2 separate regions of the Homo sapiens genome follow, and region 1 is linked to region 2. A link is a contact called in ENCODE Hi-C or POLR2A ChIA-PET data. All regions are on one chromosome and are shown on one strand. The core of a region is the stretch at or near the end of the contact, and the rest is flanking DNA. Distances in the headings are between cores, read along the strand shown.

What was found. A loop is a pair of places that touch in the nucleus more often than their neighbours do. ChIA-PET counts read pairs that join two places held with the same protein, here RNA polymerase II (POLR2A).
Region 1: a loop to region 2 is called in a map of DLD1, with 8 times the contacts of the local background. The contact joins two enhancer-like sites. A Hi-C loop is called at or near these places in 1 of 168 maps with a recorded cell type or tissue (DLD1). POLR2A ChIA-PET finds 5 or more read pairs at or near these places in 4 of 52 experiments (A673, H1, OCI-LY7 and 1 more).

The regions. Positions count from the first base shown.
Region 1 is chr4:8,059,247-8,063,264 of GRCh38, reverse strand. It overlaps ABLIM2 (actin binding LIM protein family member 2), which reads left to right. Exons shown (of 21, transcript NM_001130083.2): 7 at 2,211-2,298. Among named protein-coding and RNA genes, the nearest start is that of MIR95, 56 kb to the right of the region's middle. RefSeq lists an enhancer at 2,228-2,955. Within about 2 kb of position 2,449, at least 3 of the 41 ENCODE cell types and tissues checked have a DNase peak (open chromatin) inside an H3K27ac peak, as active enhancers do.
Region 2 is chr4:8,007,670-8,012,258 of GRCh38, reverse strand. ABLIM2 (actin binding LIM protein family member 2) reads left to right here. Exons shown (of 21, transcript NM_001130083.2): 15 at 3,157-3,209; 16 at 4,059-4,200. Among named protein-coding and RNA genes, the nearest start is that of MIR95, 4.6 kb to the right of the region's middle. Within about 2 kb of position 1,443, at least 4 of the 41 ENCODE cell types and tissues checked have a DNase peak (open chromatin) inside an H3K27ac peak, as active enhancers do.

The sequences.
Region 1 (4,018 bases), core at 1,200-3,699, 50 kb before region 2:
GTGAAACCCCATCTCTACTAAAAATACAAAAATTAGCTGGGCGTGGTGGCGTGTGCCTGCAGTCCCAGCTACTCGGGAGGCTGAGGCAGGAGAATCACTTGAACCCGGGAGGCAGAGGTTGCAGTGAGCTGAGATTGCACCACTGCACTCCAGCCTGGGCAACAGAGCGAGACTCTGTCTCAAAAAAAAGAAGCTGTCCCAGCAGTGTTCTCCCTTGATTCACATGTGGACGTGCCATGTAGACATGCTGTGTAGACAGCAGGGTTTGTTTGCCCTGCAGGGTTGCTTTCTGTCCCCTGTGGCTGTCACAGAACTCCTGCTGTTAGAGGAAGTCAGTGTGAAGTGGGGGCACCTGGATTTAAGCAGGTGTGAGGACAGGTCACAGGCCACAAACTCAGGAATACTCATTATGAATGCAGTGAGCCAGCAGTTGACAACTGTGACGTTGATACCTGGTGACTTTTATTTTTAAAAATACAGAGCTGTCTCAATCTCTGATTTACACTTAAGAGTGCTACTCAGACCAGGCCGGGCGTGGTGGCTCATGCCTGTAATCCCAACACTTTGGGAGGCTGAGGCGGGCGGATCACGAGGTCAGGAGATCGAGACCATCCTGGCTAACACAGTGAAACCCCGTCTCTACTAAAAATACAAAAAAATTAGCCAGGCGTGGTGGTGGGGGTCTGTAGTCCCAGCTACTCGGAGGCTGAGGCAGGAGAATGGTGTGAACCTGGGGGGCAGAGCTTGCAGTGATCCAAGATCGCGCCACTGCACTCCATCCAGCCAGGGCGACAGAGTGAGACTCCGTCTCAAAAAAAAAAAAAAAGAGTGCTACCCAGACCACTGGGCATTTGAATAATTGTGATCAGCGAAATGATTGTTTCACCCACATTCTGGGGCCAGATGCTGTGGTGTGACCTGCTATCCAGAGAGATCCCTGCACCTGGTACTCCCTGACGTGGCCCAGGTGCCAGGCCCTGCGCTTGAGAGACTGGCCATCTAGTGGGGAAGAATACACCCAAGTAATCCCTGAACAGTGTGGAAATGGGGCTGTGAATGCCCAGATTGGGGAAGGGTTCAGAGAAAGCTCCCGAGTGGAGGTGGCAGGTGGGATGAGATAGCAGTCAGGGTGGCAGGGGTGGGAGTGTGGGAGGGCTGCTCCAGTGGAGGGGACAGCTGGTGCCGAGGCCTGGGCCCTGCGGGAAGAGCCCCTTTGCTGGAAGATTCACGGCCTTATCACCTGGCCCGGAGGTTGGCAGAGGAGGCCACACCAGGCTCTGCGCAGGAGAAAAGCCTGCTCTGGGCTCTTCCTCCCAATACACAGGGGCCATCTCGGGGCTGTTTTCATCCTAGGGAAGGCACAGGACAGGGAAAACGGGATGCTCAAAATGACATTTCAGCCCTTTACTTACTGATTCAGGAAACTGGTTATTATAAATTCAGATGTAGGTAGGGATTAGGAAACTTCTTCCCGTTTTAGGAAAGAATGAGCCACGGGGATTTAGCATCCACATTTAGCAATAGGCTGCACCCGCCGTGCCCTCAGGGTAGGAAGTGTGTGCTGGAACGTGGGGGTAAAGGGAGCATTTCGGGGTGATTTTTTTTTTTTTTGCTCCAGGCAAAAATAAGCCAAACCAGGCAATGTGGTTTGTTTGGGTTATTTCAGTATTAGCATTTGTAGTCTAATTTAATAAACTTCAAGAATGATAAAAACAAAATGCTCATTGAACATACTGAGCAATACAGAGATGTGAAAAGGAAAGTATTCATCCTTTTTCACCCCACTCCCCTAATTCTTGCACCTAGGGAAATCATATTATCTTTCCCTCCCCTCCCTCTCCCCTTTTCTTCCTCCTCCTGTCCCTCCCGCTCCCTCTGGAAATACCAAGACCTCTCTCTGGATGCCGCCTGGTAAAGGAGGCTGACCCCTCCTGGACTACCCCGGCAGGGAGCTGCATGCTGGGCTCCTGCAGGCTGGGCAAGTGCAGCCAGGTCTCCCCCTGCCTCCCCACAGGGCGCCTTGGACAGCCCGGGGGCACCCCCGGGTCTGGGCTCTGCTCAGGGGTCTTGGGTCCCGATGGTGGGGGCTGGCCCTTCCAGTATCCCCTGAGTACCTGTGCTCAGGGCATGCTGTATCCATGCCGGGCGCTGGGACCCAGCCGACCTTTCTGGCTTTAGTAGAAACATTCTGCTTTGTGCTTTTCTTACAGGCCGGAGAGAAGCACTACCACCCTTCCTGCGCGCTATGTGTCAGGTGCGGCCAGATGTTTGCAGAAGGCGAAGAGATGTATCTTCAAGGTACAAATTAAAATGTGTTGTTTGGTCCCCTAGAGCAAGGAACTACCCTCTTCGATGTCCACACACATGCTGGGTGTGAACAGGTTGGTGACAGTGTCATCTCGCTAGGTCACGAGCAGCCCAGCCACAGCGGGGAGCCGGCAGGGCAGGGCGGTGGCACGTGCCAGGCCAGCCTCGTCAGCCTGCCTTGTCTGTCCAATGATCTCAGCGAGCCCGAGACCAGCAAGAAAGGAAAAGGGCCGAGCCAAAGACCAGCACCCAGAAGTGCTGGCTATTTGGCTCCAAGTAGCAAAGCTTAAACAAATACGGCCTGATCACATCCGTCGCCACTTTAGGCCCCTTCTAGAAAGCCGCCCCAGCTCAGGGAGTCCAAGTTAGGAGTTTTAGGTGTTTCCCGCCCCAGCCACCCCAGCCTGCTGCAACCCCTCTGTCCACAAAGGAGGTTGGTAATGAGGTACTGAGGGTCACTGGCAGCAGCCGAGGCTTTCTTCCAGGAGCAAGGGAAGAGCCAGCCCCACAGAGCATTGACGAAAGGAGGATTTGGAGGAAAATGTAGCGGACTTCTAACAGGCCCCATGGGAAATGGCCCAGGCCCCCTCACCATTAAAAATAAGTGTCATCACAAAGGCGGGGCGTCCTGTGGGCTGCCAGACCTGAAGAAAGGGCGAGACTTGAGGACTGGTCGTCTCTCCTCCTCCCAGATTAACCCTTTTTAGCTCATAGCTTCTCATTTTCACAATTAAATTAAGCTTCTGATGGCGGCATTCGGCTACCCTTTATACCTTCACAATGCAGGTATCCAGTGGCAGGGGAGGAGGGAGACAACGACTCTTATAAGGGGAAGAAACACAATTTTCTACCTTTTATAGGTCTTAGTTGGGACAGATCCCTGTAACAAGACAGATTAACAAGATAAGGATGAACAGAAGCTTATTAACATGTGCACCTTGTGTACGTGCAAAGGGTGGCCCAGAGAAATGAGGACACACAGGACACGCAGGGGCAGATCTCCAAGAGGCAGCTTTGGGGTTTTTTGGGGTTTTTTTTTTTTTTTTTTTTTGAAACAGAGTCTTGCTCTGTTGCCCAGGCTGGAAGTGCAGTGGCAAGATCTTGGCTCACTGCAACCTCCACCTCCTGGGTTCAAGCAATTCTCCTGCCTCAGCCTTCCAAGTAGCTGGGATTACAGGCATGCACCACCATACCCGGCTAATTTTTTTTTGTATTTTTAGTACAGATGGGGTTTCATCATGTTGGTCGGGCTAGTCTCAAACTCCTGACCTCAGGCAATCTGCCCGCCTCGGCCTCCCAAAGTGCTGAGATTACAGGTATGATCCACCATGCCCCGGCCATCAAAGAGGCAGTTTTGACCTCAGGCTGAGACAACGGCATCCCCTACAACAAAGAAGAAAGGTGTGGGGAGGCATAGTTATGTCAAGTGGGGGGGCCGGGGGACAGGGGGCACCTTAGGCAAGGGGGAGGAGTGCTGTGTGCCTTCTCCACTGAGAAGAGACCCAGGGACTTCCGGTCATCCTCATCTTCCTGGTGCAGAGAGGAGACACCGTTAGAGTTGGAGGTTTCCTTTGGAGATCTCAGTTCCCCTTACAAAATGGTCACTTCTGCTTGGTTTTCAATGCTTTTCTGAGTCTGCTGTTTCCCCCAGTAATCAACTCAAAATAACCCTTATGCCAGAGGGGCATGTCAGGGGCAGCAAATTCTGGCC
Region 2 (4,589 bases), core at 194-2,693:
CAGTGGATGGGTGCCTGGCTGGCTGGATGAATGGACAGATGGATGTATAGGCGGGTGAATGGGTAGATGGATGGATGAGTAGTTAGATGAATAGATGGGTGGATGAGTGGGTGGGTGGATGGATGGATGGATGGGTGAAGGATGGGTGGATGGATGGGCAGATGGATGATGGGTGGTGGCTGGATGGATGGGTGGATGGCTGGCTGGCTGGATGAATGGACAGATAGTTAAAGGAGTGGGTGCATGGATAAGTAGGTAAAAGGGTGAATGAATAAGTATATGGAAAGGAATAAAGCAGTAAGGGATGCACACAGGCTGGCATGGATGTTCAGATATGAATGAATTATAAGATGGGGTTTGGGAAGGAGGAAAGGCAGGCCAGTTCTGTATCCAGAAAAAAAAATTTGAGACCTCTTACTTTCATTCAGATGCCTCCAACCAAAGATTTCCCAAGGAATACAGGGAGTAGAAAGCCAGCCTTTCCCAAGAGGGTTCCTCACTGGCAAATGCATTCCAGAACTCAGAAGGAGCTGCCTGTGTGATACAAAAGACATATTAAACTCTCTTTCTCTGATTGTCCTGAGTTGATCTTTTTCTGACATCCCAAAGCAGCATGCTGCAAATTAGCCTCAAAGTTAGCCTCTTGTTTATTCCTAATTTTTCAAACCTGTAAGCTGAGTTTCCTATTATGTTCCAGCATCCATGCAGGTTATCTCATGTGATCCTCACAACGTGGAGGGGTGGGCATCCTTTGCCCATTTTACAGATGAGGAAACTGAGGCTCAGAGCTGTTATGGAAGCAAGCCACCAATAATCCGAAGTGCCAGTTTCCTGTCTTTTCCTACCCAAGCTCCTAGTTCTCAAGAGACTCGGTCATCTGTTCTGTGGGCTAGCAAACTGGTTTTTAAAAAAGCCGTTGGTACAAGTCTGGTTAAACTGTGCACATCTGGAGGAGCTGGCAGTGTTTGCAAAGGAAACTTGGTAAATCTTGGCAGAGCATCCCTCTCTCAGATGGCGGAGGCTGTTTTTGAGACCTGAGATGGCTTTTCAGCCAGAATGTGTCAGTCAACCCATCTTCCATGGCCAAGGAAAGTCCCTGAAGCCAGGCTGACCTCTGGGGACCCAGGCCTGAATTCCAAGGGCTGGGATTTCAGGTCCCCAAGGGCCCTTCAGCTGGAGCGACGACTTAATTGTCCATGCACGTGCAGATTATTCCAAGAGTGGTGATCCACTTTCCAACCTCCTGGCTTTTCAGGAAACGATGCACTTATTTTTGCCAGCCAACTCAGCCCCAGGGCCCTTCTCTGGCTTGGACAATGGTTGTGCTCTTAGAGCTCCAAGCAGCCCCTAGCCTGCCTTCTCCCTGGGACTTGCTGGGCAGCTGCCAAGAGTCATCGCTGATGTATGGCTGCACACTCAAGGGCTCCGCTGCCGGGTGACGGCTGTTGTCTGGGCAACAGGAGAGTCCAGCTGCGGGCATGCGTCCCCCGGAGCTCCCTGCCCCCTCTGCCTCTCCATTAAGCGCTTCTTGAGCAGGCTTGGCGTTGATTTGCCTCTGTGAGTGGGGAGAGCAGGGCTTTGTATTTTCACGCTGAAAATCACTGTCTCTCCTGGAAGAAGGAGAAACAGGTAGCCGTTGAGAGTAACGAGATGTTAGTGTATTCGGAACGGAACTGCTCAGTCTTCAATTTTGGCCTTATCTTGTCAAGGTCCTGTAGCCCAATCCCAAATTTCCAAGCTCTCTGGCCTGGTATCAGTCTTGTCCTTGGTGGTGCAGGAGGCAGGGTACGGCAAAAGACAGACGGGCCCGAGCCCGCCGCCCGCTGCAGGTAAGAAGCCCACCTCGGCGTGTCCTTCCTGAGGCCTGGGTCTTCGTGGCGGGCTGGGGACGGAGACGGGTTTTTGTGTAATTGTTCAGTGCATGGGGTCAGTGTTTCTGTAAGGGATACACAAGGTGTGGGTGTTTACCTACTAAGTTGGATGCCGAGAAATGTCAGCATGGCCTTGTGTGATTTATTTGCTCATTCTTCGCTGGAAATGTCAGCCCAGCTGGGTGACAACCCCCCAGAAAAAGGCAAATGGAAAATCCAGATGCCTCGTTGCTCAGCTGCAGATGGTATTCTTGGTAAAGGAACTGTTGCAAAATGAACTTTTGCTTGTTCTATTTCATTGAGTCCATTTCTGGTTGCATTCTGTAATTTTGTCATTTCCTGACTGCTCTTCGTGGATGTCTTCCAGTAGCAGAACTCGTCACCATTTTGCAGTTTGCCAGCAGCAGTTAGCCAGGTGTGGCAGACAGGGAAGGACTTTGGACTCAGAAGGCCTGGGCTCATGTTGGCCCCTACCGCCCACTTGCCCGTGACCTTGGGCGAGGTATACCATGTCCCTGAGCCTCAGTCTCCCGATCTGTGAAATGGTGCAAAGCTTCTTCCTGCGGGGGTGGGCGGGGTAGTCAGTGGCGTATCCAGAGCCCCTCGCCCAAGTCAGACACGTAGGCCTCCACGACTGAGACCTTGTGTTACGTGGGAGGTTTTTAAAATGCTTGTTCTCAAAAGGCCAAGTGGGCCAGGTGCGGTGGCTCATGCCTGTAATCCCAGCAGTTTGGGAGGCTGAGGCACGTGGATTACTTGAGATCAAGAGTTCAAGACCAGCCTGGCCAACATGGCAAAACCCCATCTCTTCCAAAAATATAAAACTTACCCAGGCATGGTGATGCACACCTGTAATCCCAGCTACCGGGTGGCTGAGGCAGGAGAATCGCTTGAACCTGGGAGGCGGAAGTTGCAGTGAGCCGAGATCACACCATGGCACTCCAGCCTGGGTGACAGAGCGAGACTCCATCTCAAAAAAACAAAAAACAAAACAAAATCAAAAGGCCAAGTGGCTACATCTGAAAACATTACTCTGTGTGGGTGTTTGGCTAGAACTGAAATCAGGCCTCACTTCACACCCCTGCTGCTGATGCTCCCTGGGTCGTGATCCCTGGGGACCTCCTCCAGCTTACCTTGTTCCTTGCCCTTTGAAAGGCACTCGTACTACTGACCTTCTCTTTGATTGATTTTTCATTTTTGAGCATAACTGTAACATGGGAAACCATGAGGCAGAAACCCACAAGCAATGGTGTGTGGCCTTTACAAATGGATTTTTCCCTTCCAGCTGCCAGGCGATCGGATGGGGAGGATGGAAGCTTGGACCAGGATAACAGGAAGGTAATGCCAGGGAGCAGATCTGGCTGAGAACAGCCTTGCTCAGAAAGAAATTGCTTTTGTGAGGGCTTCTCCGATTGAGACTTCGAATCTTCCTCTTACATTCTGTTCCTTAGGGGCCCTGCGAGGCCAAAGGTAGGAGGCCCTTCCATCAGTTTCCTTCCTACATTTAGGATGCACACGTCTCCTACCGAGGTCCTGGGTATATGCCCGTGTGACTTGGTTATGGTTCTGTGACTGAAGAGATGTGTACCGTGAAAGGGAAATAAATCAAAGTGCATCCCTGGGGCATCCATTATTCTAGGACAGGTTCATCAGACGTTCTTCATAAAGGGCCAGAGAGTAAGTACTTTTGGCTTTGTGGGCTGAACCATCTCCGATGCAGCTACCGAACTCTGTGAACGCAGCCGGAGCCAGGGCACGAACAGGCATCTCCGTGTTCCAACAACGTATTCATGACAAAAGGAGGCTGCAGGCTGGGCTTTACCTGTGCTAGGGCTGGAAAGCAGGGCTGTGCATAGGGAGAGCCCGAGGCTGGACTTGGGCAGCAGCCCTCATTCTCCCCGTGCAGAGCCCTGTGGGCCCCTGGCCTCCCAGAGCCTCAGTGGCTGTGTCCGTAAGATGGGGCAGCTCCGTTTCCCCCAGATGCTCCATGTACCTGTATAGCGTCTGGATAGGTCTCACTAAATGGCAAGATTTTTATTGAAAGCTGCATCTCTCACATATTGAGTTTTCTCACAGTGGGGTCAGCTCGTATGTTAGAAGTAAGGAAGCTACAAGAAGGGTCCAGTGAGATGTTCCCACCATTGCAGATGACCTTGACATTTGCATGACTTTGTTTTTTACCTTCAGCAGAAGAGCAGCTGGCTGATGCTCAAGGGGGATGCAGACACAAGGACCAATTCTCCAGACCTGGACACCCAGTCCTTGTCCCACAGCAGCGGGACCGACAGAGACCCTCTCCAAAGGATGGCAGGGGACAGCTTTCACTCACGTGAGTGGTTCTTTTGAAGAAGGAGCCGTGATGTGCACAAAATGCCTCGCGGCAAAGAGGCCCCAGAACTCAGAGCTATCCCCCTACATCTAAGCCTTGCCTGTTAAAAAGCATGAAAGCAAAGCCCACAAATCTAAGGACCGACCGGAAGGAAATATGGGGCTTTTGCAGTTTGCCGGCTTCCCAAGAACTGTCCCCGAGCCAGTGTGCTAACGAGGGCCACGCCTGCATGTCCCCTCACAGATTTCCAAGGTGTGCAAGAATGCAGAAACCCAGACCTGCTCCTGGGCTGTTTAGGAGAAAGGCGTCCGGGCTGCCGGGTGGAAGTCAGGGCCTGTTCCCTCCAGAGCAGACATGGGCATGGTCCGGCTGATGAGTGCAGACTTGGA